Regions from separate parts of the Mus musculus genome. Here region 1 is linked to region 2. Evidence: chromatin contacts called from ENCODE Hi-C data. All regions are on one chromosome and are shown on one strand. The core of a region is the stretch at or near the end of the contact, and the rest is flanking DNA. Distances in the headings are between cores, read along the strand shown.

Region 1 (2,700 bases), core at 133-2,632, about 37 Mb after region 2:
GATCTCCATGACACAGAGTGAAAACAGGCTATCTGAGAGGAGACAGGCAGATAGAAAAAACAGACAAGCAGCCATGAGGAACAAGCCAATAAGCCCCCTGGTTTCTTCATCCAGGTTCCTGCCCTGTTTGAGTTCCTTTCCTGACTTTTTCACTGATGCTGAAGTATAAGCTGAATTACCCTCTCCTCCCCAAGTTGCTTTGGTCATGGCATTCCATCCCAGCAATAGCAGCTCCAAGACATACATTTTGAAAAAAATTGGATGATCCACACTTAAGAGTTAACAGTAGTTACTTCTCCCAAATGAGACTGTGTATCCAATCTGAATTTACTTTTTGTATATCATAAATCCCTCTATTCATTGACTAATTTTACAGCGATCTTTTACTACCTTTACTAGGCAGGTGCTGTACTAATGAGGTCCATTTCAGTCCCTTTAATATATTTTATTATAAGATGACTATTTACATATGGTGAACCCACCTGTTTGTTCACTAGGCCATTGTGAAGTCCCTGGTCTGGGTAAGACTGGATATTATCTCAAGTAAACACTCTGCAGACCAGCCCTGAGCTATTCTGGCTCTGTTCTTTGTAATGCCTAATTAGTTTCACAGTCTCTACTAGAAGTAAATTTGAATGTTACTGAATAGGTAACCTCACTGAATTCCTATTGAATTCCAAGTTTGTCAGCTTTAAGGATTTTCTGGGACGTTGGAACACTGGCGAAGGCTTAGCTATGTCAGAATTCAATCTTAAAAGGCACTTATAATAAAATAATACTGAAAGAGAGCACGTGCATCCATACACTAGACTAGCTTGGGGATAGGGTATGAGTATACAGGTTATGAGAACATCAAAGTTCCAGGAGGTGAGTTTCTGTGAAACTCTTTGCCTCATGAGTGCTCCCAGGCCTCTCCGCCTGCCAAGCAAACTTCACTGGAGTGGACGTAGCAACCTGGGAGAATCTGAAGCACTCTAACCACTGAGCTCTCTCTTTACAATCTTCAAATTCAGTTTTTGCTCCTGCCTGTGAACATTCGCCGTGCAGTGCTGAAGCAGTTTCCCAAAGCACAGCCTCTAACCTTAACAACTTTCTCTTAAGCTTTACTGCGATGTGTGTGCTTTTTATCTTATCATAACTTAGTGAGAGCGTTCAGTTATTACTGGGAACTGGCAGTTCCTGTCCAGACACTGAAGCCAGAGAGATAATGTTTGTCCTCATGCCTTGGCCTGGGTTCTGCAGATGAACGGCAGGCTGGTTTCCCACTGTCCAGCCAGTGCTGACTCTAAATAAACCAGCCTCTTTCTGATGAGTCACTGTAGCTGGACCCTGGGCCCAAACTGAGGCCCGGGCAAGGGTTTGCTTACATGGTTGCCAGACCAGTTTCTTAGTATACACACAGAGTCGTGCTTGTCCTCTGAACTCCCTTACAGGTCCTTACCCTGCAACCCTGATCACTGACCACGCCCATGCCCCATCGTCCAATCAGATCTCATTTACAAGGCACAAAGGTAGGCATGCCTGTGTTGCCAGCAGTTAGGACTGGGACAGGAGGATCCTGAGTGTAAGGTCTTGAGCTACGTAATAAATTCACATAAGACTCTGTTTCTAAAGACAAGCAAGCAAGCAAGCAAACAAATGAAAACACACACACACACACATACACACACACACCAAAGACAAACTTGTTCAAAAGCCAACTTGTTATTATTGGAGGTTTTGGGCAAAGTCCTGACTTCAGAAGTTTTCAGAGGCTAGAATCTATCACTTAACCCAACATAAGATGTGTAAGCAGTGGTAAAGTCAGAGAGCAGACGGATGTGACCACACTAGGGAGATCAGCTAAGCCAGTGAGTGTCCCATTCTGTCTTCAAGGCTTTGAGAAAGGAACCGAAGGAAGATGGAGCAAGAGATCCTTTGCAGCCATACTTGTGGTGTGGTCCCACTTAGTCCTGGTTCTGCAAGAGGTTCTGGTGAAGTTATAGTCACCATGTGTGCTGGCTGGTCTCACGTCAGCTTGACACTATCTGAGAGGAGGGAACTTCAATTAAAAAATGCCTCAGGCGCTGGGGAGATGGCTCAATGGTTAACAGCACTGGTTGCTCTTTCAGAGGACCCAAGTTCAATTCCCAGCACCCACATGGTGACTGATATCTGTCTGTAGCTCCAGGATCTGAATCCCTCACACAGACATACAAGCAGACAAAACACCAATGCTCATAAAATAAAGAATTTTTTTTAATTGTCTCTAGAAGATCTGGGTGTAAGGCATTTTCTTAATTACTGATTGATGGGGGAGGGTCCTGCCCATTTTGGTTGGTGTCATCCCTGGACTGGTAGTCCTAGGTTCTATAAGAAAGGCTGAGCAAACCAGTTGAAGCAAGTCAGTAAGCAACACCCCTCCATGGCCTCTGCATCAACTCCTGCCTCCAGTTCCTTCCCTGTTTGAGTTCCTGTCCTGACCTCTTCAGTGAATGAAGAATACTGCTGAAGTGTGAAAAACCCCTTTCCTCTGCAACTAGCATTTTTGTAGTCTTTCATCATAGCAATAGAAATGCTAACTAAGTTACCCCTTAATTTAAAAAACTTTACTAGGACTCCAGGAGTTGTTCAGTGGGAGCACATATGCTTAGCTTAGTGTGAAATTTGGGGTCTAATTCCCCAGTCTCAAACAACAATAACAACAATAACAAAGAATCT
Region 2 (2,700 bases), core at 39-2,538:
GACTCCAGGTTTCTGCCCCGCTTGAGTTCCTGCCTTGACTTCCTCCAATGTTGAATAGTGATGTGGACGTGAAAGCCAAGGGTTTCCCTGCCCTCTTGGCTTTTAGTTATGGTGTTTCATCACAGCAGTAGTAACTATATGTTGGACAAAAGAATGACTTGCATACCAGGGGGAAGCAGGCAGGACGGCCAGAGTTCATTATGCTACTCAGAATGTGGACACATTGAAAGGTGAATTGTTTGTTTATTAAAAAAGCAAAACAAGCAAAAAACAAAAAACCCTCTCACCCAGTACCATAAAACTTTATAATATGTGGTGTACTACAGGGAGATGAAGTTCTTAGAATCAAGCAGAGTGCGTGGCTGTGTCTTACTACGCCTGGTGAAACACAGGCATATCTGACACACCTGTTTGAAAGGTGCCAAGTGCTACCAAGAATGTCACCAAAAAGGCACCTGTGATAGAGGTCCTATTTTTTATTGTCCTACCTTATGGGTGCCTTTAAACATCTGGCTGTCGCAAAGGTCTCTGCCTCCTTTTCCACTTTTGCTTTCTCTAATCAAAGGTCATCCAGTATGTTCACTGGGGTGGTGGGGGTGCTGATGCCTGAACCCAGTAAGCACCCTTCTCCCATTTCCTAGTGTTGTGACATCATAAGCTACAGTGTGAAATTCGAGTTTGGATGCAAAGAAACGGTGTTGGATCCGATTTCAGAACACTCTGGGAAGTGGCCATGTCCAAGGCTTAGCTGTACCCCAACAGCCCAGAGAAGAGAAGAAAAAAGAAAGCGATGTGGCTGTTAACACAGTAGCAGGGAGTTTTTTTTTTTTTTTAAAGAAGAGAGAAGAGAGAAAAGAAAAACAAAAAGAAAAAGAGGGAAAGGAAAACGGAAAGAGAAGAAAAGGAGAAAAGAGAAGAAAAGGAAAGAGAAGAGAAGAGAAGAGAAGAGAAGAGAAGAGAAGAGAAAAAAGAAGAGAAGAGAAGAGAAGAGAAGAGAAGAGAAGAGAAGAGAAAAGAAAAGAAAAGAAAAGAAAAGAAAAGAAAAGAAAAGAAAAGAAAAAAGAAAAGAGACAAAAACTTTCCCCCCAGAGGCTGTAATTTGACTGCTGTCTTTGGCAAAGCTCCAGAGAGCAAGCTTAATCTCTTTCTGAGCTGCCTCCTCCTCTCTGCCTCTTTCCTCCCGCAGGGCCCCGTGGAGGCGGGCGGGGACCGCAACCCGCTGCAGCGGACCGAGGAGCGGGGCGGGGCGGGACACGCCGGGAGCAGAGTGGGAAAGAGGAAGTGGAGCCAGGCGAGCTGCAGGGCTCGGGGCCGCCGGAGCCGGCGCTGGAGCGCAGCGCACCGCGGAGCCAGCGCTCGGGAGCCGCCCCTCTCCCGTAAGCTCCGCCGAGACTATTCCAGGGACCAGACAAGGGAAGCCGGGGACCTCGGCCACGCGCCCCGAATCTGCAGGTGGGAAGAGCGGGATCGCAGTGCCTGGCCCTGGGCGGGGGGGGGGGGGGGGGGGGGGGGGGGGGGCGGGGCGGGGGGTGTCTCTGAGCGCTGCTCCTGGGAGGGGACTGATGGGGTCGTTGGCAGTCGACTGATGGGGTCGACTCAGGCAGGACCTGCTAGCCCGGCGCTCCCGCCCCTTGCTGCAGCCACCCGGGTTGCAGTTTGCAGCTCCGCGAAGTTTGCTCAAGCGCGCCGTGTGCCACCCGCGCCCCCAAGTCAAGCGGAACTATCCCCAAATAGGACAGTCTGGACAACACCCCAACAGCGGTGCGGGCGCGATGGCGGGGAGTGCTGTGTGCTCCAGCTAGGAGCAGTCCTGCGTGGGGCAGAAACTCGCGTGGGCGCCCCCAAATCAGCAAGTCAGCGCTTTATAGGAGTGACCCGGGAGTCTAGAAGCTGTGCCCCATCCGTCACCCGGACACACGGTAATACCTAGCTGGCTACGACTGTGTGGACTGTTGGCCAGAGGAAAAGGTTGTTGGGGGGCGGGCAGCAGGCCCCGGGGTGACTGCTAGAGCAGACCCCCTCTTTGTGTCCCCCATGGAGTCTCAGAGCTCTACAGTCCAGGACGCCCAGTGAGGAGAGGGTGGTTGGCTTCCTCAGTTTCACAATGTTCCTGAGAAACAATGATGTAGCTGATTGCTTGGATGTGTTGTATGAAGTTGGTATGTGTAAAGCTGACTGTGTGTGCAACCCTGGAATTTCATTAAGCTCTGGCGGCTCTTGGCGCTCTCTTTGTACCACCTTCAGGTGGCCAGAGCTTACTGCACCTATTTTGACAGCGATTTTATCTTCTCAGGAAACCCAGTCACCTCGGGAGGGTTGTTTTGGGGATTAGGGGCACTCTGGATACAAACTGAATACACATTGGATACAAAACCAGTAGGATGCCTTAAGTCTGGGTCAGATTTAACGTTTAATTGAATTCCAGGCTTAGATTGCGTTAAAACCTGTGGTCAGCCTGTTTGAATTCTCAGTTTCTGGAGTTCGCATACTTTCAAAGAATAGATGAGTTTTGGTTTTTGTTGTTGTTGTTAAACTGATGTTTTTTTTGTTTTTTTTTTTTGTTTTGTTTTGTTTTTAAAGTGTATCCAAGTCTATCGTGTCAGAGATCTAAAACCTCTCAACTTTAGCCTTACACTGTGTGGGACGTGAGGAAAAGCAATCCTGGTAGCTTGTACTTCCTCACTGTTAAAGCAGTGTATA

What was found. A loop is a pair of places that touch in the nucleus more often than their neighbours do.
Region 1: a loop to region 2 is called in a map of regulatory T cell, with 45 times the contacts of the local background. The contact joins the enhancer-like site here to the promoter of Plekhg1 in region 2. A Hi-C loop is called at or near these places in 5 of 37 maps with a recorded cell type or tissue (T-helper 1 cell, T-helper 17 cell, T-helper 2 cell and 1 more).

Annotation. Positions count from the first base shown.
Region 1 is chr10:40,326,974-40,329,673 of GRCm38, forward strand. No RefSeq gene overlaps it. Among named protein-coding and RNA genes, the nearest start is that of Cdk19, 21 kb to the right of the region's middle. Within about 2 kb of position 1,383, at least 1 of the 3 ENCODE cell types and tissues checked has a DNase peak (open chromatin) inside an H3K27ac peak, as active enhancers do.
Region 2 is chr10:3,739,089-3,741,788 of GRCm38, forward strand. It overlaps Plekhg1 (pleckstrin homology domain containing, family G (with RhoGef domain) member 1), which reads left to right and starts at 1,289. Exons shown (of 17, transcript NM_001159942.1): 1 at 1,289-1,452. All of the region lies in intron 1 of Gm30164 (a long non-coding RNA gene), which reads right to left.